Linked DNA regions of Homo sapiens: regions 1 and 2 are each linked to region 3. The links are chromatin loops, found by intact Hi-C in ENCODE. Cell type or tissue: mammary epithelial cell. All regions are shown on one strand. Links, peaks and the distances in the headings refer to the core of each region. The heading gives the core; the rest is flanking DNA.

Region 1 (11,152 bases), core at 2,811-7,810, 1.3 Mb before region 3:
AGGGTTGTCATGAGAATGGAATGAAGTCAAGGCCAAGTTTTAGTCTGCAAACAAGTTGGAAGATTGATATGAATCAGAAATAACCAGGGTGCTTTTAGAAATATTTCCTCTTAAGCTTCGGTACAAATTGATTCTGCCCTTAGGGATATGGGCCACGTGGGAGTCAGAAGGCAAAGAAAAGCAGACCCACAGCTAAACCTGTTCTCTTGGCTCCAGGGGCTGGGTGGTGCCACAGCTTAAGGGGCTCCGACTTTGTGTGATGCTGCATATTTATTTTATCATCTGATTTTCGTGTAACGAGGCTCTACCACACCGTGAGAGTATTACCCCACAAAGTAGGGTTTATTATCACCATTTCACAGATGAGAAACTGAGGCAAAGAGAGTGAAGGTCACTTGTGTAGGATAACCCAGATAATAAGTGGGAGACAGGAGTTTGAGACCAGGTGAGGTAAATGCCTCCTTGTGCTTACTTCTACCCTGACCTGCCTGCTGCCCTAGATGAGCCACATAGCTGTATCTATGGGGGTAGAGCCAGGAACAAGGATGACCAATTCCCTCTCACTGCCTTTCCTGGAAATACTGAACAACCCAGAACCTGCCCATGCCCTACACAGCCAGGCCTGCTCTGAGTGTCATTCGGAGCTCCAGCTATGGCAGGACCTGTTGATGCCCTGCCTGGGTCCCTATGTCTCATCTCCTCACCCCACTCACTGCTGTGGGCACTGACTGGGCCACCGCTGTGGGTTTGATGCCCTATTGGGGGTTGTGGCTCCAGATTTAGTCACAGGCCCCGGTATTAGCTATCCACTGTAACAAATGATCCCAGAACTCAGCAGTTTAACACAACAATAAACATGGATGATCTGATCCAGTTTCTGTGGATCAGGAACTTGAGAGTGGCTTAGCTAGATGTTTTTGGCATGAAGTCTTTTGTGAAGTTGCAGTCAAGATGTTGGCTGGGGCTCCCATCTCATCTGAAGGCTTGACTGTGGCTGTGGGATCCACTTCCAAGATGATTGACTTGCATGGCTCACAAGGCCTCCTGGCTGCTGGCAGGAAGCTGCTGTTCCTTGCCCTGTGGACCTCTCCATAGGACTGCTTGAGTGTCTCCAGGGCATGGCTTTTCCCTAGAATGAGTGATCTGAGAGAGACAGACAGAGCCCAAGAAGAAAAGGAGCACTGTCTTTTATGGCCTGGTTTCAGAAGTCACTCTGTAACTTCTAACACATTCTTTTTACTAGAAGTGAGTCACTAAGTCTGGCCACATTCAAGTGGAGGGGAATTAGGGTTTGTTTTTTGTTTGTTTGTTTTATTTTTTTTTTTGGAAGGAACACTAAAGAAAATTGTGGACACATTTTAAAACCAGCATACTCTCAACTGTTCTTTTTGGCTGGTAATGGTAAGCTACCCAGCTCTTAACCAGACACCAATCAGAGCTCCACCAAAGGTTCTTTGGGGATAGTTCCTCCTGACTGTGGCTCACAGCTGCTTCTGATCGTGGGAGGTGAGGGTGTCTTAAAACCCCCCTTCCAGTCCATTTCTAGCCACTTCCTTTTATTCTAGCTCACTGTTTTCTATTTATTCTTAATAACAATGATAGCTACCCTTAATTGAGTACCTGCCATGTGCCAGGCAGTATACAGATATTATCCATAATCCTTAAATTCTGCAAGGTGGGGAAAGGCAGGTTCAGAAAAGTTAGGTGATTTGTCCTGGGCCACACACTAGTCCCTGGCAGACCCAGGGTCACCCTGGGCTTCCCTGGCCTGCCTGCTGCGGGCTCCTGCTGCCCCCTACCTGATGAGCCTTCCCCTTGTCTCAGCCCTGCCCTGTCTTCAGGACCTGGCTCAGGCATGGCCTGTCGGGGAGGCTCCCTCTGATGGGCTCCTGGCTGGCAGTGAGTGATCTGGGAGTCCCTCCATGTCACCATCTTCTCGTTGTTTGTGTACACACCTTGTTTCCCTCACTAACCCGTGAGTGTCTTCAGGGTACATGTTTGTCAATGGTCCCTGTGTCCCCCAGAGTGCCCAGCAAAGCACCTGGCACATAGCAGTACTCAGGATTTGGGACACAAGTGATTGGAATGGTCCCCCCGGCCAGACAGCTGAGATTCATCGCCTTTAGCAGGTCTCAGGGAAAGGGTCAGAAACCCAGGCTCCCTGCACCAGTCTGCCGTGACTTTTTCCTGCCTGTGCCCTGCTGTCCAGAGCCAATGGCCCGGCCCCCCTCACTTCAACACGGTCATGTGGGCTGGCTACTCCTGGCTGCATTGCTGCTGCCCGCCCCGCTTCACCCCCCTTTCTCTTATCATAGCTCCCAACTCCCTGCTCTTTCTTCCCTAAATTGATTCTCAGCAAAATCTCTCTTTATTCTGACTTCTCAGACCTCTTTAGGTTTGTTCCTGGAATCTTTTGTCCCTCTCCCTCCCCCAGCTCATCCGGGTCACTCTTCTTGGCCTCTGTCCCCACCCGCCCCTCCCCGGATGGTAGGACCTGTTGCTGCTCTCCTGCCTGTGTCCCCACCCCCTGCCATGCCCCTCCCTGTGCCCATCTCCCCACGCCCATCTCCTTGGCTCTCGTCTCCAAGGTTACGTAGCGAGTTTGCCTATCTCTGCTCCCTCTTCTCGCCTCCCATGTCTGAGTGGTTCCTCCAGGGAGGGTTGTGGGGGGTCCTGGGGGTGGGCAGTGGGGAAAGATAGTCTTCCGCCTTCCCCCTTTTCCCTGGCCCTGTAACTGCTGGTCCATCCTTTGTCCCTCTCTCCTCCCCTCCCTGCTTTGTAACCTTCTCTCGGTTTTTCTGCTTGTCTCTTTTTCTCCTCTTGTCTCTTTTCCCCATCTTTCTTTTTTCTCTCCTCTCTCTCTCAATTTCCACCTCTCTCTGTTTCTGAGTCTCTCTCTCTGACATGCTCGCTATCATTCTGTCTTTGCCCTCTTCCTCTCTGAATTCTTGTTTCACACTCACAATAAAGAATTATCCCAGCTCCAGTTCCCTGGGTGGGCCCTCATCAACATCCCATCCCGGTCTCTTTAGGTGTTGGTGCCAAACGGTTTTGCAGGAGGACATTGAAAGTCTGAAGCCCAGTGCGGGGCTGAGTTCTATTTAGGGCCGGTCATGAAGTGCTTTGGGAAGGGGAGAGGTATGCAAGCATGTGTACCCCACTTTCCAAATATATGCCAGGCCAAAGGCAGACTGGAACCCCACCCACCTTCTGTGTGGCCAGGCAAGCCTGCGCAGGCAGAGGCTGAGGCTGAGAGACACCCCCAGGTGTCAGGGAGAATGCCGTCGGCCCACCGGAGGCTCCTGCGGGCTGTCTGTGCTTGCAGTCTACAGGTGGACCTATTTCCGTCACACCAGACAATGCTCACAAAGAGCCCAGCCCAGAACCTGGCATACAGCAGGTGCTCAGTAATTGCGTGTCTCCTTTCTGATTGGGGTCAGAGGGAGGTGCACAGGGCTTCTGGCCTCCTTGTCAGACATGATGCACCATTCTGGAATAAATAAACCTTTTTTTCCAAGAACCTTTTGAGGGACTTTTCCAGAAAAATTAAGAGAAGAATTTTTTTTCCTTTCAGAAATGTTCATTCCCCTCTGCTGAAATTTTCCATTTTTCTGACTTTCATATCTGTACCTAAACATAGTAAATGGCTTCCATATTTTAACATGATCATTACATCTTAATGCATCTTTATGTTCCTAAAGTAATAGTGATCTTATAAAAGACCCTAGAAACAAGACTGTGCATACATTTGGACCCCCTCACATTTTCCCCTTGGCCTCAATGTTTCTGCCCCTCCCCCCACTCCCCCTGCTTTATGTCTCTAGAGCCCTGGGAGATCAGGCTGACATGACAGGTACTAGAGTCTCCTAAATATGGGAGTAAGAAGGTGGTTCTCAGCTCAGACCCAGCCCAGTCAGGCCCCATCTGTCCACCCAGGATGGTCAGGTCCAACCAGGCCCAGCCAGACCTTGTCAGATCCAGTTAGGCTGATGGAAGCTTCAGCTCTTAGTGTCTTTCCTGGCCCTGTAGAGGGATTCTTTTTGGCTTCTTCCCAAATTCTCAGGACAAGGTAAGGAATCAGGGTCAGGGATGGGTTCCTAGCTCAGGTCCCTACAGGAATAGGAGGACAATCTGTACTACTCTGCCATTCTCCCCTCCCCTACAAATATTTGGGAACATATCTTTACTGTGCGCTAGGTCTAGGCCATCCTCCAGCCCCTAGGAATGCTTCTTATCTTCTCTGTTGATCTGTTACAAGTGCCTTTTCAAAAATGGATGTATAACTCACCTCTTCCTGGAAGCCTTCCCTGATTAACTCCATGCATCCATTCAACATGCATTTATGGAGTGTCTGCCACATACCCTGGACTATAATGGACACAGGGAATACCTTAGTGAACAAGATAGATAAAGTTCCTGCCCCTATGAAGCTTGCATGGGAGAGACAGGGAGTAAACAGAAAAACAGCTACCATGGGTGACAAATAGGGGATCTTACCCTAGCTAGAGGGTCAGGAAAAGGCCCAGCTCACTCTCAAAGGAAAAAGACCTTGTCTTGAGAGGGAAGTTCTAGTCCATCTTGGCCACAAACTAGTGGTGTGACCTTGGGCAAGTCACCTATCTCTGAGCTTATTTTCCTCAACTGTGAAAGAAAGGGTCCCTTTCTGCTCTAGAATTACGTGTTTACTTAAAAGCAAATTTACTTTCAGACAGGTTTATAAACAAATTATTTCTTGAGACTTTGGCATTGTAGAAAAATGTGAAATTCTAATTACGCATAAAGAAAAAATAATAATCACAATGAAACAGTCAACCTAACAAAATCATTCCCATCACCCACAATTCCACCTCTCAGAGACAACTGCTCCTGGCATCTTGGGAATCTCAGCTCATGCGGAAGCAGGTAGCAAACTGTCTGCTGAGGTCCCTGGAGGTGTGCCCTCTCCCACTCACCCACCTCCTTTGTCTCTGCTCTGCCTCCTTGCACACATCGCGGCATGGAGTGGGGGACCCCAGCCAGCCCTGGGCCCTTTGGGGCAATGGCCCACAGTTTTTTCCCAAAGGCATAAGGCGTCTCTTTGGCTGCAGGGCTGCTCTGACATCTTGGGCCACATTTGATGGACAGTCCGCCCTGCCAGAGCTTGCTGGGTAGACCCTCTCCAGGCTCAGAGACGCTGTAGCAACGGAGAATGGGCAGCTGGAGCACCTGGGGCCCTGTCCACCCAACCGGGCAGGTGGGGATGCAGTGCAGCGTGTGGACAAAAGATGGCAGCACTGCACTACCTCAGGCCCGAGCTACAGCGGGCAGCAGGAGGGTTCCGCCAGGCAGGTGTATGTGCCAGGGTGTATGCCTCATAAGCAACCCCACCTGTGTCCTCCTCTTAGGACCCCCACCCTCTGCCCACCTCCATTTCATAATAACTCAGTGATACCCACCATTTATCAGGCGTGGACACCATGCTTGGCACTATGCTTGCCTTCCAAGGAACGCTTTGAGGTACCACCTTTTACAGGTGGGGAGCTGGGGCTTGGAAAGATGGAGTATCTTACTCAAGGCCACACAGTAGAGCTAGGATCCAACCAGGTGTCCCAGTCCTGGATTCTCTTCCTTCAGACCCCTTGGCCCCTACTCTGACAAGCCAGGCTGTTTTCTTCTGTTTGCACACCAGTCAGAGCCCTGAGACCCCTTCTCTGGGCTTCTGCTCCTGCTGTAAACCTTGGGTGCTGTTGGTGTAGCTGCTAAGCTCCTGAGTGTGTGGGGGCAGAGGCGGGTCGGCGCCTCGGCTGCCCTTGGGTGTGTGTCCTCCATGTGGGGCAGGAGGGGGATGGAATAACTCACAGGAGGCTGGTGCCCAGTCCTGCCTGGTGCTCTCCCACCCCCTGGCTAGTGCTGACTTGTTAGGCTGAGGGAGCTGACACCCTAACAGCGCCTGTCAGACTCCAATGAGTTGATGATGTGGAAACTGGTTATTAAGTGTAATAACAGTGGTTTGGTTTTTCCACAGTTCTGCCTGTAAGTGCCTAAGTGACAGCTGGCTTGTGCCATGGTGCTGCATGCTAAGTGGCCTGAGGATGGGGTACAGGGGAGGGTGTGAGGGGCTCTTCTAAGGTTCTGGTTGGAGGGAGGCCAGGAGGTGCTGTTGCCGGTGCCTCTTCTGTGGGTGAGGCCTTTCAGCCCATATGGGCCCTGGCTTCTTGGCCTGGGTCTGGGCTGGATGGAATGTATGGATTCGGGACAGCAAACTAGGTGGTGATGTGTCCCCAAACCTAATGGGTCCTCATATACACAGTCCCCCTCACTGACCTTGGCCCTGGATCAACAAGAACTGGATTGGAAATCTGGAAACTTGGAGTTTAAGCTTTGTCCCTCGTTGCTTGTAACCTTAGGGACATGGTTTAACTCTTCCAGTTGCCCAGTCTTCACAATGAAGGGTTTGAACAGGGTTAATTTATTCATTTAACTACAAGTGTCAAACCAATGAACAATGGATAGAAACTTTCTGTTAGATGAATGGATAAAGAAAACATAGTAAATACATACAGTGGAATATTATTTAGCCTTGAAAAAGAGGGAAATCCTGTCATTTGCAACAACACAATGGAGGACATTATGCTAAGTGAAATATGCTAAGTGAAATAATATGCTAAGTGAAATAAGCCAGTCACATGTATATGATGTATCAGAAATTGATTCCATGTATATGACATATCAGAAATTGTCAAACTAATAGCAGCAGAGAAAAGAGTTGGCTGCACCAACAGCACCCAGGGCTTGGAGCAAATTGTCAGGGGCTAGGGGAAGAGGCAAATGGGGAATTGTTATTCCATGCATATAGAGTTTCGGTTCTGCGGGGTGAATAAGTTCTAGAGATCTGCTGTACAACATAGTGCTTGTAATTAAGAATCTGGTATTGTGTACTTCAGAATTCCTTAAGATCTCATGTTAAGTGTTTTTACCACACACACACACACACACACACACACTCAAAGGAATATGAGAAACTTTGGGAAGTGTTGGATATGCATATTACCTTGATTGTGGCGATGGTATCATGGGTGTTTGCATATGTCCAACTTCACCAAACTGTACACATTAAATATGTACAGTTATTTGTATATCAACTATACCTCAACAAAGCTGTTAAAGGAAACTTGCTCTTAGACATATTTTGTTTGGCCTATACAGTGCTTTAAATTTAAGCACCCACATTTAATATTCTAGAATTTCTGATAGAGAGCCACACTTCTGACCTTCTTTCAAAACTGTAAGAATTGGTAACACTGGGCCTGCATGTCCACATGGCAACAATTGGCTGCAATCTTTCTCCCCTCACACGGGGTTTACACTCTCCTAACTTGCCACGGTCCCCACCACTCCCTATTGTATCCCCCACACAGGGGCTGAGTGCCAATGGCTATTGACTTATTGCACCTGATCCTCCTCACTCACCTGCATTCAGTGCCTGGCCCTGCATCGGATAGTCACTGAGGGCCCATTTTGTCCATGGCATCATGCTCTTTACATCAGAAATTATGATGATAAAGAGCTTAGAAGAGGGCACTGGGACCTGGGTATAATGAGATCATAGACATCTCCAACATCATTTTCAGCTGAGAATTCTAGAGTTCTGTAATGTAAGAAGTCTCTGCCCCTCCCTCCCTGAACTGTAAAAATGAACATTTTCACTCAGGGTGATCTCCATCTCCATGCTCAGGTCGGGAAGGGAGATGGTTCCCTTCCCACTGTCCGCATGCCTCATCCTGACCCTACAAATAATTTAACCCCCTGGATGTGTGGGTGGGGAGCTCTCATAAGCTAGCCATACACTTTCTCTCTCTCTCTCTCTCTCTCTCTGTTAGTTTCCTCATCTGGAAAAAACACCACTAGGTTGTTGAAAAATTTGGAGTTCGGGGCTTGAGTTTTCCAGGCTACATACGCTATGACTGACCTCGGACAAGTCATTTCACCTCTCTGAGTCTCCTCATCTGCAACATGGGAATAAATACTATCATTCCTGTATAAGAAAATGTGTTCGGGAAATGGGAAAGTACTATACAAATGAACAATTGTTATTAATTTTATACATAGCAGAAGATATTTTCTCCTCCTTTGTATCAAGGGGATGGCAGAAGAATAAAGTGAAGTGATAGGCATGTCACTGCCTTGGAAGGGAAATTGTTCCAGTCCACAAGGGATTCTTGTATTGTGATTATTAATATAGTTCACCAAATGGTCTTGGCTGGGAGCCTGAAGGTGTAGCAGCTGCAGGGACTTGAAGCTCTCCACCGCTGTGGCTCCTGCCTGCCTGCCTTCTCAAGACAGGTTTTCCCCTTCTCTAGGCTGGCGTTCCTCTGTCTCCCAGAATCCAGCTCTGATCGTCCTTTTCCCACAAGTTCTCCTGGATGATCCCCGCTCTTCCCGCACCCTATGCCGCCCTTACTTTCTGGGTGCAGATGTCAAGGACTATTGAGTGCCATCCTGGAGGGGTTTTAATGATCACCTCATGATTCTGCTGGTGGACATACTATTTTTTTTGAGCCCCCATCATGTGCCACGTACTGAATTGGTGTGAAAGAGATGAATAAGACATATGAAGCTCTTGATCTTGTGGAGATGACAGTGGGGAGGAGACAGAGATAACACACAAGGGAACAAGTGAGTACAAATGCAGAGATAATTAAGACCGTGGTAAGTCCCATAAAGAAAATAAAAGAGAGACGATGTGCTCCAGAGTGCTTGGGTGGTGGGGAGTGGTGGTAACAGAGGGTGGTTATCTCTTCTTGGAGGAGCTGACGTGAGCTGAGATGTGAAAGATGGAAAGGAGCAGCCATGGGGAAATGGAAGGAGATGCATTCCAGGTAGAGGGAATGAGGTTGGCTTGTCCAGGCTTCTTAATTAACCGATGAAGACAGAGCAGGGAAGTGTCTTGCACGAGGCTGCACAGCTAGTCATCAGCAGCAGAGCAGGACTAAAATCCTGTTCTCTGGGCATCCAGGCCCGTGGTATGCTAATGCAACCCTTATTTCTTCTTTGCAAGCAGGGCCTCTATGGAGCTCCTCACCTGTCAGTCAGCTTTCCACACCCTAGCCAGGGTCCTCCCTGTGCCCCACCCTCTGTCCAGGGTAGCTTCAAGCTTGCTCTTCCCCTGCTCTCCAGAGGTAAATGGGACAACACAGGAGCAGAGAGAAAGCAGAGTGGTTGAGTGGTTTCCGCCATTCACTGCTAAGCACAATAAACCCAGTGGAATCCCAGCCTTAAAATGGCCTTGTTTAATTAATGCTAAATGACTGTGGGACCCGTATGGATTTATACATTAGATCCACATTAACACCAAATCGTTTGATCACGAATAACTGTTAAAATAATGAACACAGGCGCTTTACAACTAGATTAGAAAGATGGGACTCAGCCTCCTGCCCAGCCTGGGGGGTCAAAGCACCCTTCCCAGGATTCTGCCTCCTTTTCCTCCCTCTTGTTTGATAAGCTGTGATTTCCAAAGGGCATTTATTGAGCTGTCCCCATGCCCAGCGCTGTGTGATGGGGGTGGGATGGGGCACAAAACTTCCCCTCTGGAGCTTGCAGTGTCGGTGAGGAGGTGAGCTGTACACTTGAAAATGAAGCATATTACTAGAGAAGTGTGTTCTGGGAATTTACAAATATCTCATTTAATCCCCTCCATATTGGGAGGTAGGTACTATAATCAGGTCTCAATTGGCAGATGAAAGACCTATGTTTGTTACAGATGAGGGCCTTGCCCCAGGCCACCCACTTAGAGGAGGCATAACTGGAAACAAAATCTTCACTTAGCCTCCCCACCCCTTGTTAATTCCACCTGCATAGCCTTGCTTCCTAAGACAATGGACTAGAGAGCGTGGTCCTCGCCCTTGGGTAGACCTCTGGCTTTTTTGCCTGGGGCAGGTGGGGAGGGCGGGTGGAGGAGGAGGGCTTTGAAGGGTGCCTGTAGGCATGTGGTAGGAGTAGAGGGTGGTGGATGGAAAGAGGAAAGGGGGTTTCTTTCATCCCCCTCCCTCACGCAGCCCCCTCTGTCCCTCTTAATGTCTGTGCTCAAACTTTGTCCCCACAGAGTATCCAAGTCCTTCTGAGTGGCTTCTCTGACACTCTTTCCTGAGAATCAGGTTATTCAGTTTGGCTCGTGGGAGAAGGATGCGCCCCAGCACCAGTGAGCGTGGTGCGTGCGCAGTCTCATGCCCACACTGCCAGCCCTGCTGTTTACTCCATCACGCATGCATCCCGGGCTTCAGCAGGAGCAGGCAGCAGTGGGTGAAGGATGGCGAGCCTCGCAGGAAGGAGGCAGGATCAACCCCTTGCTGGGCATTTCCGCAGAGGGAGGAGTGGAGCCCAGCTGCCCCGCTCATTTCTCTGGCTTCTCCAGTCTCTAGAAACCTCACTTCCTACTGTTTCACCTGCCATGATTTTCCCCACAGGGGTCCTACCTGGACAAAGATGTTAGGAATGTCCCTGGGAAGGTTTGACAGCGGTCCATAGGGAGCTGTTGGAGCCAACTGGAAATGCTGCCCGGTTGGGGAAGGCAGAGCAAAGATTGCCACCCCTGTCCCGAAGTTTTGGAAATGAGGTTATGGTTTGGAGGACACACAGGCCCGGTCCTGGGGTTTTGAGCTCCAGGAGATGCTTGATAATCTGTCAAGTTTATTCCTGCCTCTATCCTTTGGCACAAGCTTTTCCATTTTTTTGCAGCTTGGTTAGGCTGTTATTTATCCCTTAAGGCCCACATCAGTCACCTCCTCCAAGAAGCCTCCATACTTCACTCTAAAGAATCAATCCCTTTTCTGCGTCTTTCTGGCACTTTGTCCTAGCAGAGCACAAATCTTGTGTTGCCTTCATACACACCTGCCTTCATACACACCTGCTTTCATGCACACCCACCTTCATGCACACCTGCCTTCATGCACACCCACCTTCATATACACCTGCCTTCATACACACCCACCTTCATGCACACCTGCCTTCATGCACACCCGCATTCATACACACCCACATTCATACACACCTGCCTTCATACACACCTGTATTCATGCACACCTGCCTTCGTGCACACCTGCCTTCATGCACACCTGCCTTCTCCACCTGCCTTTTGGGTGGCTGTGTGTTGCTGCTCACCCAGATGGAGAGG
Region 2 (11,152 bases), core at 3,788-8,787, 580 kb before region 3:
CTAGGGAAAAATTTAGAGATTAAAATCCCAAAGAGATTAAAGTCCAAAATCAAAGTATTTAGCCCTTGCGAATTAAAGCCCAAAGAAAGTCCAAATTGCCCAAGTTACATTTAAGTTTAAAGCAGTGGAGATCCTCCCCAGTTCCCTACTCTGCTCAGTCTCAGGCAGCAGCACTCTTGGTGTCTGAGCAGAGGGAGGAACTCCGTGAGCAGCTGGATCCTGAGTTGGCTTCCACTGGGGTGTATGTGTGTACCTCCTCAGAACCTCAGAAATGAGATCATTCAACTCCAAGCCTCTCATGCACTCCCTTTTTTAACAGCCCAAATAATTAATAGCACATTAAAGCTTATCAAAGCTCTCTCCTGACACCAATAAAATTTAGAAAACCAGGCATTCTGAAGCCCCTACAGCAGTTGTCCCAGGCAAAATTATGTGCCCAGCCCCAGTGCTCAGTTTTGCCAGAGACCATAGCAGAGCATCCTGGTACCTGAGGGAAGCAGGAAGCCAGAGATGGTCCCGGTCCAGCCCTAACAGGTTCCCATCAGTGCCTGCCAGTATCCCAGAGTCCATGACCTTTACCCATCAATCACAGGGTTATTCCTGGCACTGTTTTATTAATGCCCTGTTTCTCCCTCCATGGAGAACACCACCATATCCCCACATGCCTGGACTCTCCTCTGCTGGAATTGGCCTCTCCCTGCTGGCACCTCCCAGGCCAGGGCTCAGCACCTGAAATGGCAGAATATTGGCTGCTCCAGCAAGGAGCCAGACTGGGATGGAAATTTCAAAGGAAATATCCAGAAACTGGTTTCACAGCTCAAAACCCTCACTCTTGTCAAGGGTATTAAAAAAATAAGTGTGTGGGAGGTTGACAGGAAGGTATTTGTGAAGAGGGCTTCTTTAGAGACAGGTGAGCTGTGAGTTCCACCTCCCTAAGGGGAGAGGCAGGTGTAACTGTACCTTATCTCCAGTCTGCTAGGGGGTCTTCAATGGGACCACTCAGACAGCAGAGTGTATGTCCCCTGTAGTGTGGGAGAATGAGTGCCTGACATGTGACCTTCACCTGTAAAATCTGGGTGACAGAAGGGAGGAAAGCAGAGGAGGTGGCACATGGGTGAGTTGCTCTCCCAGTATCTGCTCAGGCAAAGATGCCTAAGTGTTTCCTAGGGTTTTCATATGGGCTTTGCAAGCAAGAGAGCTGGGATGGTACAAAGTTAGGCCCTGCCCACTGGGCCGCATGCAGGAACAATGGGACCTCTGCCGATACAAGCTGACCATTCAACCCCTGCCCTGTTGCAGGCACTGGCTGGGGAGAGAGAAACCAGCTATAACTTTGTATGAAGTTGGAAGCTTTGACCATTACATGGGATCAGGCATTCTAAATATGAGTTCAATCTAGATATGATTTCAGGTATCATTGAACATTTTATTTCCCCCAAAATATTCCTAAAGGTCATGGATCTTTCCATGTACATATTTGGGGTTAGTAGAACTTTCCTCCTTAAGTAAATGTAAATAGTGGGAAATCAAGAAAGTTGCTTTGTGATTTCATTTCAAGCTTTTTCAAAGAACAGGTCACAGTGGCATAGCACTCTTACAGATTCTTCTTTACTTAACTTGCAGCATGGTTATCTGTGGACACATCTCATCTCTGGCCAGTAGACTGTAAGCTTCTTGTAGACAGGTGTCTTCTTTATCGATTACAACTCCTTTCTGAATGTTTGGAACATGGCATGTATTCAGTAAATATCTGAGGATAAAACGAAAACAGAAAGGAAGGGAGGATGGGAGAGACAGAGAGAGTGACAGAGAGAGAGAGAGAGAGAGAGAGAGAGAAATGAGAGAGTCAGAGCATCCGTGAGACTCTTGTGCAGCAAAGATCAGTTCATCAATAGAACCAGAGTACTATGGGGCTAGAAATTGATGGGCATCTTCCCCACATGCTGCCATGTATTTTTTGTCTTTGAAGCTTTTGCCACAGATTACCCTCTGGTCCAGAACTGCACATAGCCACTCACTGCTGGCCATTAGTCACAGGTCAGATGAGCAGAAATGCTGCTGGGCTAGTCTAGAGATTGCTGGCTAGGAGTCCAGAGTTCCTGGTACTGGGTCTGGGCATTCATGCCCGGAACTCTTCATTGCCTCATCTAGTAAGTGGGGATGGCAATGTCTCCTCTGCTAAGCGGTCAGGGTTATTATGTAGAGTATTTGGAAAGAGCAGGTTTCAAAAGTGATTGCCAGGTGCTGGCACCTGCCCCAGATTTCAGCTGCCCTTTGAGAGGCTGTCATAACCCACATAGGCTGGGCCCTGGGGGCTTCCCTCTCAGGCTGGGATCAGAACACTACAATGTAGACAGCTTAGGAGATCCTGGGCCGGGCCCTTCCTCTCTTCATGACTGCAGCCCTCCCCATTTCGCCTGCTCTCCTGAGGACTAAAGGGTTAATGAGTAGGAAAATAAGAGAGATTTTAGTGCCTGCTCTGTCTTTGCAATGCTGCCTTTTCCCTCTTTGACACTTTGCCTTCACAGTCCATTCTATAAAACGGGCTCCGAATGTGCACTGATGTTGTCCTGCTGCAGTTAGTGATGAAGCCACATCAGAGCCTCTCTTGATGCTGCTTCTCTAAACTGTGGTGTGCATATGAGACAGAGACAAAGAAAGAAAAAGAAAAGGGAGGAGGAGGAGGAGGAGGAGGAGGAGGAGCGAGGGGGTAACAGGGAGGGAGGAAAATAAAGAGAGGGAGGGAGAGGAAAAAGAGGGAGACTTACCATCTCTCTGTATTTTTAATTACATAAATAATACATGTTCATTGTAAGAAGTCCCATAATAAAGGGATGTGTTTTTAAGTGAATGGTCTCACCTTACCTCTCTCCTTCTATCTTGAAGTAAGTCTGGGGATCTCCCTGAAATCTTATGAACTCCAACGTACTTATTTGACCCCACAAATCCTCTGCTTCTCACCTAACCTCACCCCTCCTGTGTTCTCCTACACACACACACCCCACATCCTTGTCTCTCTGCTGCCTCACAAATCTCTCCCAGGCTAATTTGTTCCATACCCTTCTATAGGCAAAGCCTAGTACATCATAATTGCCAGCCTGGTCTAGAATCCACTGAACTATTCTATGTGTCCTTCACTTTGGAGAATCCTGAAATAGCCACCATAAAATTCCCTTGGCAGTCCCTTCCTAAAGAGGAGGGCCATCCTACAGACACCATTAGGAAGATTGTAGAACTGAGCAGGGAGGTACCACTGTGAGACTAACATCAATGAAATGCGTCTGAACATTTCCAGAGCTGAGCAAACCATATGTCTTCATAATTTGATTGTGTCCTGGTCCCAGAGGCACCTCCAGCTCTATTGAACACCGATGGAGTTATTTAGGATCATAAATAATATTATCAGAGAGGGTCCACTGGGTAAACAGAGTCAGTGTGTAAATTGTCGGAGTGAGATATTGATTGTTCTTAACTGACTAATGAATTATTCTGTTTAAGAGCCCATAGAAATAGTGCATATCATTTCAAGGCAATAGGGCCTTTGAAGGATTTTCTTGACAAGCAGCTTCTATCTAGTAGTGTTGGCTGCCATAGCTGAGGAACAGCACTTCATCAGCCACTGTGCCACCACAGGAAAATAACAGGCAACCCCATGGTGCAGGGGCCCCAGAAGGAGTTATGAGGTCCAATGAGGGTGAGGAATGGAGACAACTGCCAGATCCAGCCAAATCCAGCCCCTTGCTGCTGCAGGTTTCAGATCAGGTCTCCACGAAGTTCACAGGCTTCAGATCTATTGCAGAAGTGCCCAAGATGAGGGTTCCAGAGTAGGGACTTATTGACATACGACTTTGTGTATTGTCTATGAGCTATTCATTCCATGCTCTGACCTTCCTCAGTGACCTGCCAGTGGCCGACTGAGCCCATGCTTTTAATGCAAGGCTATTGGTGAGAGTTTCAAAAGGTGGAGGTTGCTGCTAATTTCTGTACCTGCCCCTGCTTTTAAGAGTATAGTGACTCTCCTGCCTACAAGTCTACATCTTGGCCCCTTTCCTTACTCTATGACCCTTTAACCTTCCCAGTTTCTACCCAGCTCTTGGCCCCTTGTCAGTCTTTATTCTCTTTACTATAGAAGGTCTTTTCACATCTCCCCCTACTCCACTTAACTGTTGGACTACTTGTCTTTTTCTTAATGGCTTTTCTGAATTCTTTATATTTTATTGAATCTATTTGTACTAATCCTTTACTGAATCTATTTGTTACAAATATATTTCTTCCCATCTGTGCTTTGTCTCTTCTCTTTCTTCATGCCATTGTTTTGGTGAACATACATTCTCAATTTTAATGTATTTACATTTATCAACTTTTGAATTCATTATTAATACTTTTTGTGTTATGTTGAAGAAATCTTCCACCCCTCATAGTTACAAAGAGAGCCTCCTTTATTTACTTCTAAATGTTTAACAGCTTGGCCTTTTACATTTAAGTCTAGTTTTTCAAGAAATTATTTTTAGGATTTGTGCATTAGGATCCAATTTCAGTTATTCTGTATAAGTACAGGCAATTGTCCCAGCCCCGGTGTTAAGTTGTCCCTTATCTCCCCAGTGACCTGCAAGGCCACCAGTCATATAAGTTTCTGTGGATATGTCGCTAGCACTGTATTCTGATATATTGGTCAATTAGTCTATCCCTGTGCTAATACCACAATATCTTTTTTTTTTTTTTTAAATAGAGACAGGGTCTTGCTATGTTAGACAGGCTAGCCTCCAACTCCTGGCCTCAAGCTTTTCTCCCACCTCAGCCACCCAAGGTGCTGAGATTACAGCTGTGAGCCACTGCATTCAGCTATAGTACCACGGTATCTTAAACATCTACAGCAGTGGTCCCCAACATTTTTGGCATCAGGGACTGGATCAGCGGAAGACAATTTTTCCATGGACGTGCAGGGCAGGTGATGATTTCGGGATGAAACTGTTCCACCTTAGATCACCAGGCACTAGTTAGATTCTCCTAAGGAGCATGCAACCTGGATCCCTTGTATGTGCAGTTCGCAATAGGGTTCGCGCGCTTATGAGAATCCAGTGCCACCGCTGATCTGACAGGAGGCAGAGCTCAGGCAGTAATGCTTGCTGGCCACTCACCTCCTGCTGTGCAGCCCAGTTCCTAACAGGCCACAGACTGGTACTGATCCACAGCCCAAGGGTTGGGGACCCCTGGTCTTCAGGAAAATCTCCTCTTTCTGTTTACTGACTTCTCCCCAATGACTCTCTAGTCCAATCCAGTCCTCAAGACCTAACCCCTCTAGGAATTCTTCCATAATCCTCTATCAGCCAGTCCTCTCTCTCTTCCCCTTCTTTGATCTTTACCTCTATCATTTATTTACAATTTATTACATAGTGTCATGTGCATATATCTCTGTCTCACACACTAACTCCTGTGAACAGGGATTATTTCTTTTACTTCTTTTTTTCTCTGTTCAGCTCCAAACCCATCCCTAAAACCTCACATAGTACCAGACTTCCTATAGATTCAATGAATACCTGTTGAAAAGATTCAAAGGTCAATCTCAGCTTAGATCTTTACATCTCAGTGGACTTCCCCATCCTGGCAAAAAACAACAATTTGGGCACTTCTGGACACATTACACCTTAACCATAACTTATTTTTTTTCTGGCCTATCAGAGCAAACTCAGTGGAGTTAACGAGGCTGAATAAACATGGTAGAGGAGTGAAAACCACCTTCTTGTCTTTTCCATGGAAAACTAAGGCAATCAGGTGCATTGGGCCATATGCTACAGGAGCAAACATCCACAGGGTTGGAGGTAGTACCAGGTCCAGTTTGAAGCCCAGGGCAGCCTCTCCACTTCGTCAGCCCAGCAGACTGAAATCCTCTGCCAACCACCAGAGGGGATGCTTGGAGTCTTGTACTTGCTGCCCCCACACCAATTTACAAAACTGCCTTAGTCTTCCTAGTCAGGTCTGCATCATGAGCCAGCAAAGGAGGCTACCAGAAAAGGGACTTCCTGCAGCTAGGAATAGAACTGACACAGTGAAGTCTTGCAAAGCTCCTGAAGAGAGGAAACCTTCCTGGCACTAGCTGATGCTGGTGATGCTGCAATATAGATTCCAGCCAGGTGAGGGAAGTGGAGGTTTATACTGGTGTAAAATGTACAAGAAAAGGAAGGGGGAAGCAGAAGGAACAGAGAATGTACTTGGTGGTTGAGAAAGGACTTACCATACCTCTTCTTTCACTCAACAAATACTTGTAAAGATCCGCTATATATCAGGGACTCTGCTAAGTGCTGAAGACTCAGGAATGAAGCAGACCCTAGTTCCTGTTTCTTTTAGAAGCTCACATCTTGGGTACAGGCTAGCCTTCTCATTTCCCTTCATGTCCAGAATGCTGGAGCACAGCTAGATCTTCTGCTGTCAATTAGGAGAAGTGAAAACTGCCACCAACATTTCTACATAGTGCCCCCACCAGAGCGGCAGCCGGGCACGATGGCTGTGGAGTAAGTTGCTTAGCCCCAAGTCGTTTGCCTTTGTTTTCTGAGTTCAACCTTCAAGTTAATTCAGAGCAAAAGACAGTTACTTAAATCCAGATATTTTATCTTAATGTGGGTAATTCCCATAATATCATACATTAAGATGTCTGATTTCAGCTGCCACCCAACAGGTGGCAGGGATGTTGTTTCAGATCTGTTTTATCGCTGCATGTGCATATGTTTCTATTTCGTTAATGGCACGAGAGGCTGTCACCAAATTGGTCTCGCATTCAAAGTGTGGAAATAGAAGCAGTTAGATCCTGACCTTTATGTAAGTTAGGAGCTTTGTGCATTGAGTGCATGTGTGTGTACGTTTATGCCTGAAAGAAGGGAAGAGGCAGGAAAGAGGATATAATTGCCAACCCCCCACCAAGGACCCATGTAGTTCATCGGTACAAACGACAACTGGAAAACCAGATCTTAAGGAACCAATGGCCCGTTGCATCTCAAAAGCCCCAACGAGGCAAACCCGGTGGCTTTTTGCAGAGCCCAGTTTGTCAATAGTAAGAAGGTAAATTGCAAGGAGAGCACTTTTGTGCTCTCAGCCCTCCTCACCCCACCCAGTCATCTCAGCCAAATTAGCAACGCTTCACGGGGCTGTTTGTTTGGGACTGATTCTGCTGCCTCTGCTCTGTTGTTCACCAACATAGGCTGGGAAGCTGCCAAGAGATTAAGCGATCATGGTTAGCCTGTTACTTGAACTGCTTTCTTCTGGAATATTAAAAGTTTTACAGCCTCAAGCAGCGCACTTTGGCTCCTAGTAATTAATACCAATTTTGCCATAATATCTTATTTTTGTGGGCATTATCTTGTTTTTCATGAGCTGAAAAAAGATTGCTGCAGCTTATGAAATATGTTATAATGTCTCGCTTTGCACAATCATATTTGTGTCATTATCTGGCCCCTCAAGCAGCTAATTTAGCCCACATGATAAAGAGCAATATTTATTTTCCTACTGATTATTTGAGGGGCACTCTTTCTACCATGTTGCACATATGGGCAAATCAAGCCTTGATCACAAACACATCCTTCAAGTCTTAGCTCCCTGGCCATCTCTATTGACTTTGCCTGACACCTCCTAGCAAACCTGGACCCTCCATCTTCCTGACTTTTGTTTTTAACATATATTCTCATTATAGATCTCAATACATTGCTTTTTTGTATTTGTCTCCCCATAAGACCATGAGTTTTTGAGGACAGAAATTATATCTTCTCTTCTGTATAGATTTTGTCCCTATTTCAGAGCCTCACACATTGTATGTGCTCAGTAAATATTTATTGCCTGGGTGCAGTGACTCATGCCTCTAATCCCAGAACTTTGGGACACGGAGGCAGTGGATTGCTTGAGCTCCGGAGTTTAAGATCAGCCTGGTCAACAAAGTGAGACACCATCTCCACAAAAAATACAAAAACTAGCCAGATGTGGTGGTGCACACCTGTTGTCTCAGCTACTCGAGAGGCTGAGGTAGGAGGTCTCTTGAACCTGGGAGGCAGAGGTTGCAGTGAGCTGAGATTGTGCCACGGCATTCTGACCTGGGTGAAAGAGCCAGACCCTGTCTCAAATGAATGAATGAATGAATATGTATTAAATGATTGGTCATAATTTTGTTTAACATATTAAATAAGTTCATATAAGCAAAGAACTTAGCAGAGGACTTGACACAGAGCAAACATTCAATATAGGTTAGTTGTTATTATTATAGCAATTTATGTGAAGCCAAACTTTGTTTTTCTGCAATTTGCACATCTTGGTCCTTGTTCTTCCCTGTGGGTTGTAAGCCAGTGTTGGTAAGCCTAAAAATGCTGCTGTCAGCAGGAACTAGCTGAGCTACTGTTACTGGCTAGGGTAGGAGCACCAGGCCCTGGAGGGTAGGGGTTGTTGGAGGATGACTCATCATACTCCCCTGCACCGGGAAATGTACTCATGTTTGTACAGAATATGAATATTTCCAAGGAATTTCCATAAATGCTGTTTTATTTGATCATCCTAAAAAGCTGGTGGTATAGATGGTATGGTATCATTTTATCTCCATTTTATGGATAGTTTCTGGTGTTCTGCCCAAGACTGTATATACTATGAAGGATAGAAGTGAAACTTGAATCCAGGATTTTTGACTCCACTGCAAAAACCTCTAGGCCTATGACCCCCAATATCCTTTGAAATGGCCCTTCATAGTGGTGGCTTCAAAAGATAAATGGCATCATTAGACCTAGGTACTCCAGAGTAGCCCACGCAGAAAGACTGCCCTTGCTACCCCCTTCCAGACAACTGAGGCAGGGAGCTTATCTTCCAACTCTGTCTGCCCCTTCACTTTATGCTTTTGGTCCTGGCTGTGGCCCAAAGTCTCCCTGGTGCTGTCTTCTCTTGATACCTTAATACATTCATGGAGTTGACAAGCATAAAAGATGGAGTACCTCTCCTCCAGCTGTCAGCTGATTGGCCTGCTGGGAGCCAGTGGGTCATACTACACTAGTGAATCAGGAGAAATGTTGTCTGGTGCTGGCATCACAGAGGGTCTTGGGGCATAGGGACTGCATTATTTTATAACCTCACCTTTGGGCAGAGAGAGCCTCTCCCTGTGCAAAGAAAGGATAGTTGGTCCTCCCACAGAATCATAGTATCCAATGTGGGAGGCTTCATGGTGTGGAGGAAAAAGCATATTCTAGTTCTACCACTGATTAATCATGTTGGCTTGAGCAAACGACATTCCCACTTAGAGACTGAGTGCCCTCTTCAATAAAATGAGTGGAGAAAGTTAAAAAAAAAAAACAGGTATTGTAAAAGACCCAATGAGACAACGTATAAGAAAAACATTTCAGAAACTAAAGTCTATATAATGGAAGGGATTATTCTGCTTGAAGCTGATTTCTATGACTTTCAAGTTATATCTGTCATCCTCTTCAAATTTAATGTGGCTGTGACTTTTACACACTCCCTCCATGTTTTAGCAGCAGATCCACGGTGACTCCGTGGAGGTATGGTACATAAGAGGGTGACTTGTTCTGTAGGAGGGCTACTGGCTGGGGCCAAGGTCATTCTGAATTCGGGCTGCAGGCAATACACTCCATGGAAGGCATGGAAGGCATGGATAGTACACTATCCGACCCAGTGATGTGGAGGCTGCTCAGAACCCAGGGCAATCTAGTGATCCTCTAGCTCTCAAATACCAATTCACTCAAAATACACATTCTTCATAAATCCCTTGCCATTAAAAGAGTTTAATTTTTTAATCTCAATAACATCAGGTTGCATGTATCATAGATATCTGAAATTAGCACTTCAATCACAGTATCACAGAATCTCAGAATTAAGGAAACTTGAGAGGTTATCTTTCCAATTCAACCCTAATCCAATTGTTCTATTTGGTTACGTTTCTCTCCATGATACAAACATGATTATAACTTTTCTAGTGGTGGAAAATATTTCTTGTCCATCTTCGTGCCTCCCATAATGTGACTTTGTGTCTTCCATCACAGTCACTTGAACATACTCAATGCTAAATAGCTTCTTTTTGAATGAATGAATAAATAAGTAAATAAATGGAGAATAAATGAATAAACGAATGAACTTTTGTTGCATAGCTAATATGATTTCAGTTCAACTAGTACAGAAGGTCCCTTACTTGTTAACAGGGACTTGAAACCAATGTATTCAGTCAACAAGTTTGCCTACTGGATCATTCACTGAAGAAATGTTTATTGGGCACCTACCATATGCCAAACACTGTTCTAGGAACTGAGAGTTTATCAGTGAATACAAAAGACAAGATCTGCTCTTATGGGGCTAACTTTCTAAAAGAGGGAAAACAAATGGGCCAATCTGATTGATGGGCTTTTAACAGAATAAGATGACTGACTATTTCACTACTGATTTAGCTATTCTAGCAACACTTAAGTACAACTTTTAAAAAATGAATTTGTTGACATCTACTATTTCCAGATGCTCTTCTAGGCATTTTGGGGAGAACAAGATAGATTATATACACAAAGACATCAAAATTTACCTGATGGGACTGAGTAGCACAGTTGTCACAAACTTTAGTACATTTGTTTTAAAACACTACTTACAGATTTTTTTTTTACCACACCTATGACCTGGGTTATTAAATTTTTATGTTACACAAGGACTTTATGAAGATAGTACATCTATGTGTGAGCTTCCCAGATTTGTATTTATCTGTCATTTATTTTAGGGAATGGTGATACTGACAATAACTGTTATCTGTGTGTGCGGCCGTAGATGAAAAAGACCATCCTGGGACCAACTGTCCTTTCCACATTGTGCACATAAGAAGATTACTCTTTGGTTTAGGAAAGAACGCTCTGTTTGCAAAATCAATGATTGTTTACTGCTTAACTTGGACTGTCAGCTCAGAGAACTCTTTGCTCCAGAACAGCCCCAGATGGTGCTTCCCACTTTCCCAAGTCCCTTCCTTAGCACTGACTCTTCCATGGCCATGTGTCTGGTGGTTTATCTGCTGCAGAGGCTGCTCAGCCTCCACTGGTTTTGTTTCAGGACTGGCATTGGGGCTGAGGGTATTATTTGAGCTGCCCGCTGACCTGTACACTTGGCTGTATGTCTTCTAAAACCATTCTTTTCCCACCTAGAT
Region 3 (5,000 bases), core at 1-5,000:
CAGTTTAGCTACTTACTAGTTGTATTAGTGGAAACATTAATTAATTAATTCTCTGTACCTCAATTTCCTCATCTGTAAAATGGTGATAAGGTTAATTTGAAGATGGCATCTTTGAAATGTGTAAGGATTGAATGAAATGGGTAATTTATGTAAAGTTCTTACAAATTCAAATATATAGTCAGTACTTACTTAACGGTTACTAATAATAACAGCAACAGAGTATGTTTCAACCAGACAGAATAAGTTCAATTTAATTTTTTTTCATCTTGAGATGCCATGTAAAATGTTAACTAATGTTCCACTTCTTTAAGAAAAAGTTGGAAAAACACTCATACTTATTTTTAACCTTACTACTGTGAAATGACAGTGCTTCTAATTCTGGCTGTGAAATCTAGTAATCCTTTTAAAAGGATTAAATTGTGAACAAACACATCAGGAAAGAACTTAAATCTAGTGTTTCCTGACTTATTTTGGTTCTGATTAATTAAATTTTTTTCAGAAAGGGTAGAAACCAAGAGTAGGTATAATTGAAGAGTTAATCAGAAAATTAAATAAGGGTACTCATTAACCAAGTGTTTTAGTAATAGAGGTTTTACTGTATTAGGAGTTCCCACTTGTTCTTTTTCTGCAAATGTGGCAGTCGGTTTTATTTTTAAATGCTGACATAAATTGAAAGTCTTTTATAACCTCTGAAGCATGTTTCGCAAAGTGCAGTCCATGGATCCTTGGAGGCTCCCAAATTCCTTTTGAGGGATCGATGAGATGAAAACTGTTCTCATAATACTAAGACGTAATTGCCTTTTTTGGGTGTGTTGACATTTGCTCTGATGGTGCAAAAGCAATGGTGGGGAAAGTTGTGGGAGCCTTAGCCTGAATCGAGTTAGTGGCACTAAACTGTCCTAGAAGTCATTGTATTCTTCACCTCCACATACAGTAAAAAAGAATATCCCTGATGAAGCAGTAAAAATTATTAATTTTATGAAAGCTTGACCTTGAGTTACATGTTTTTAAAAATAGTTTGTGTGAAGGAGAATTACAAATAAAGCATTTTTGCTACATACTTGTCTCAAGGAAGAAGACTGGGGAGATTGAGTTAAACTATAGTTATTCAGACGCGTATTTGGCAGACATTTTCTGGAAAGCAGTGAGCCTGTCATTTTAAGAGAAACAATGGACATTGTTGTCAGTGATAAAATTAAAGATTTCAAGTGGAAATGTGAATTTTTTAAAACTTGCATCTTCCTCTGTGAACTTGACAGCTTCCTAATGAACCATTGACTTTTCTTATGATATTGGTGGTGATACTAATGAATGTGACTTTTTTGATACTGAATAATGAAATGTGTCACCATTTGGAAGAGTGCTGCATAACTCAGTGAACTAATATTTTCCAAATGACCAGTGCATGATTTTAAAACATCATGAGTGGCTAAAAGATCCATTCAAAGTGCAGGATTGACTAATGAATTTTAATGTGACAGAGTATGAGAAGTTCTTTGATGTGGTTTCAGATTCCACAATCCAATTTAACCATGAAGAAGCCACCACTTGTTGAGTTTTGGTATAGTATCAAAGGAGAATAAAACCATAATTATCTGAAAAGACTATTAAAATACTTTTCCTTTTACAACTATATATATACATGAGGCTATTTTATTTCCCATATACTTCAACATAAACAATGGATCACAACAGATTGAATGAAGAAGCAAATGTGAAAAGCCAATTGTTCTCTATTAAGCCAAACTTTAGATTTGCAAAATTCTTTTCTAATTTTTTTGCTGTGGAAAATGTAGTTATTTTCACAAAAACATGTCCTTTGTGTTAACACGCGATGGGTTTATTAAGTGGATTCATAAGATTCTTTAAAAAATATTATCAGTTTTATTTTTAAGAGTTTAAAGTGATCCTGACATTATGAACTTTGAGAACCACACCCCTGACGTGGTAAAATTAAATTTTCCTATGAATTTTTATGGTTTACCAGTGCATGAGATTGCCATCTTGTGACAAAATAGGGAAATGCAAGTATTTTTGAAAAGCTCATCTTTAAGGACTTGGAGTGATTTCTAATGACTACTTGTTGGAAATTTATCAAGAGAAAGATATAAGTTCAGATTTCCAAGGGCTATGTCTTAAAATATATGTGCCAAAAATATTAATTTTCAGAAGGTAAGCAAAAAACAGTTAATTAAATGCATATTTCTAAAGGGCTGACATTGGTTTGGGGCCAGTCTTCTGTTAAGAACACATTTAGTTTTTATGTTCAGTGTGTATATTTCCTATTACACTGAGCCCCTTTGTATGTGATGTTATAGACTACTCGAATGTGTATTTACTGTTCAAAACACTGATAAATGTTTGTGGTGATATTCTGGTGGCATATAGTTGTCCCCCTTTATTCTCAGGGGATGTATTCCAAGATCCCCAGTGGATGTCTGATTCTGAGGATAGTATTGAACCCTATACAGACTATTTTCCCTATACATACATACCTATGATAAAGCTTAACTTATAAATTAGGCACAATAAGAGATTAACAACAACAATAAAACAATTATATCAATATGCTGTAATAAAAGTTATGTGAATGTGGTCTCTCCATCACCTGATGGGGTACTCATCAATTGATGAGTACTGTACTCATCAATTTTTAGACCCCCATTGGCCCAGGGTAACTGAAACCATAGAAAGTAAAACTACAGATAAGGGGGGGACTACTGTATCATCACTTGTGATTGACTTAAGGTTTAGTCATTGGTTGATACCAGAAACTTGGCTGATAATATTCTTCTTTCTAAAGGGAAATGTGATCAATTCTTTATGATGTGGAGTTTAGGTCCACACTCTGGTGAAGAGTTTGAATTTGCTGCCCTTAAATACTACATCACTGTAGTTCTGTGTGATGTGTCCTGTACAAACATGCAGAGTAAACATTGTTCCTTGCCTTCTGCTTTCTTGAGCACTAAAATACACAGTGTAAATATGCACAAACATGTAGAAGGACATATAGACAAATACAGCCTTAGCCAAGTCATGAGAGATGCAGCTGCAAGAAACAGGCTCATGCATAATGAACATTTATGCTATGGCATAGCTTGTGTTTTTGCATCCATGAGCTGTATGAAAAGGAAGGAACCTCACTTCGTTTTCATTCAGTTAGAATGAAGGCCCACTGGTCAGTTTTTTGACTCAATTCAGCTGATTGTTTTCAAAATAACCTGTTCTTTTCTAACAGTTGTGTGTAGGGACAGCTGCACTCTGATGAAATGACTGTGAGCCTATACGCTAACTACTGTACTAATTTTCTGCCTATATTTACTATGTGCCCAGTGACTCTGCTGATGAATATTTTAGACATCTTCATGAATAATGTTACTGCCCACAGTAGAGCTGCTTGCTTGTTTGTAAGGCTGGAAATGCTATCAAGATGATACCGACTCCCATTCTATATACCAACGTGAAAATAATAAAATACCTAAGTAAGGTTGTTGGTCAAGATTGTCTTTGAGGAATCATGGATGCTCTGAAATTGGATGCCAAATTTTACATGTAGGTGGATGTGTGTTTTTGAGAAAACTCCAGAGCTTTTATCAGACTCTCCAAAGGGATTGTGATCTCATAAAGACTAAGAACCACTAGATAAGCTTTATAGTTTTGAAAGTGCTTCTCCATACATTTTTATTTGATCCTCCCAATGATTTTCAGGGAGGCATGTTGGGCATTCTCTCTCTTTCTCTCTCGATCTCTCAACAGAAGAGCATGACTCAGAGCTTAAGTGGTTTTGTGCTTCATCCTGTAGGCACTGGGAGCCTTTGAGGGTTTTAAGTGAGGAAGTGATCTGATCAGATCGTCCTTTAGAGAGATTGCCCTGGTGGTAGTGTAGAGGATGTTTTAGGGGAGTAGGAGGCTAATTAGGACACCATTGGGAAAATCAGGTAAGAAAAGATGGTTGGCCTTGAGTTTGTTGCAGTCAGATTGGAAAAGAGGGGAGGAATTTGCTAAACAGCTTTGATTTTGAAGAACTGATGGGACATCAGGGAGAAAAGACCAGTAAGCAATTGGACGTTCTAGTCTGGGACTGGTGAGGTGAGGAGGACCTCGCACAGGGTGTATAGAGTGAGAAGTGAAGAGTTCCTGGGGAGAAAATGTCAGCTAGTGTTTGGCTGGAGTGATGGTCTTAGGGAAGCGCAGGGAGATCCAGGAACATCGCTTTTTTCCCCCCATTCTCTGTATTCCTGGGTTGACAAGTAGGGATTAAATATATTTTTTAACCCTCTTCATTTACTATCAGATTATTTATATTTTTATTTCTCAAGGACTTTAAATTTATGAAGTTTACAAAAATCAGTCATACCACTCTAATCTACCTTCTGCTCAGTGGAGGCGTCAAGCAAAGGATGGGTTAAGGGTACTCCCCTATAATCAATATGATCTTCTCCATTCTTAGATGTGGAAATTGACACGTTATCGAGCATATGTAAGTGCCATACCATTCCAACTTTACATACTTCTCACCACCCCTGCTGCACCTCACCTCCCTAATAACACTTCTGGGACCGTGGTTGCTTTAAGATCAGCTGACTTTTCCCTCAGTGATTCAATGCAGAATCCTCAGTAAGTAGAGCATTCCTTTTGATGGCTTTACTAATACCCAGATCTCGTAGTTCTTTAAATCCCTCAACTAAAATGACCTTCATCTTCATTTCACTTTGGCTGTGCACACACATGCCACACCTAATAGATCTGCTCCACTTTGAATATTTCAAACTCTATTAGTCTCCTCTTTGAAATAGCCTTCTAACTTCTACCTGCCCCATCCATGTTTCTCCTCAACCTGTCTTCTCTTCCATTCCTTGTTCCATTCCTTGTTCTGTCCTTGTTTTCCAGTATGGGAAGATAGGGGAGGGAAGAGGCTGGCAACTCTCTTCGAATCCCTGCTTCCGTACTCAGCCCACAACTATTCAGATGGTTCAATAATGATTGTGCTTACCCTGCAG

The links. Hi-C counts contacts between places; a loop is a spot of excess contacts. Peaks named below come from ENCODE experiments on the same cell type or tissue, not always from the same donor. Only the 100,000 strongest peaks of a DNase experiment are listed, where the experiment ranks them.
Region 1: a loop joins it to region 3, with 9 times the contacts of the local background. A loop is called at or near these places in 4 of 110 quality-filtered maps.
Region 2: it touches region 3 in a loop (13-fold over the local background); 7 of 110 quality-filtered maps call a loop at or near these places.

Annotation. Positions count from the first base shown.
Region 1 is chr11:116,635,835-116,646,986 of GRCh38, reverse strand. LINC02702 (long intergenic non-protein coding RNA 2702) reads right to left here and starts at 7,565. Exons shown (of 3, transcript NR_135069.1): 1 at 7,450-7,565. It overlaps LOC107984372 (a long non-coding RNA gene), which reads left to right and starts at 7,673. Exons shown (of 4, transcript XR_001748078.1): 1 at 7,673-8,655. RefSeq lists a silencer at 5,247-5,346 and enhancers at 4,604-5,433, 5,434-6,263, 10,170-10,670. In mammary epithelial cell, for the core only: a CTCF peak has its summit at 5,267 (motif pointing right); no DNase peak of the experiment used is centred there.
Region 2 is chr11:115,907,820-115,918,971 of GRCh38, reverse strand. No RefSeq gene overlaps it. Among named protein-coding and RNA genes, the nearest start is that of LINC02703, 6.2 kb to the left of the region's middle. In mammary epithelial cell, for the core only: a CTCF peak has its summit at 6,125; no DNase peak of the experiment used is centred there.
Region 3 is chr11:115,332,097-115,337,096 of GRCh38, reverse strand. All of the region lies in intron 1 of CADM1 (cell adhesion molecule 1), which reads left to right. LOC105369509 (a long non-coding RNA gene) reads right to left here and starts at 3,520. Exons shown (of 2, transcript NR_135108.1): 1 at 3,479-3,520. In mammary epithelial cell, for the core only: a CTCF peak has its summit at 1,990 (motif pointing left); no DNase peak of the experiment used is centred there.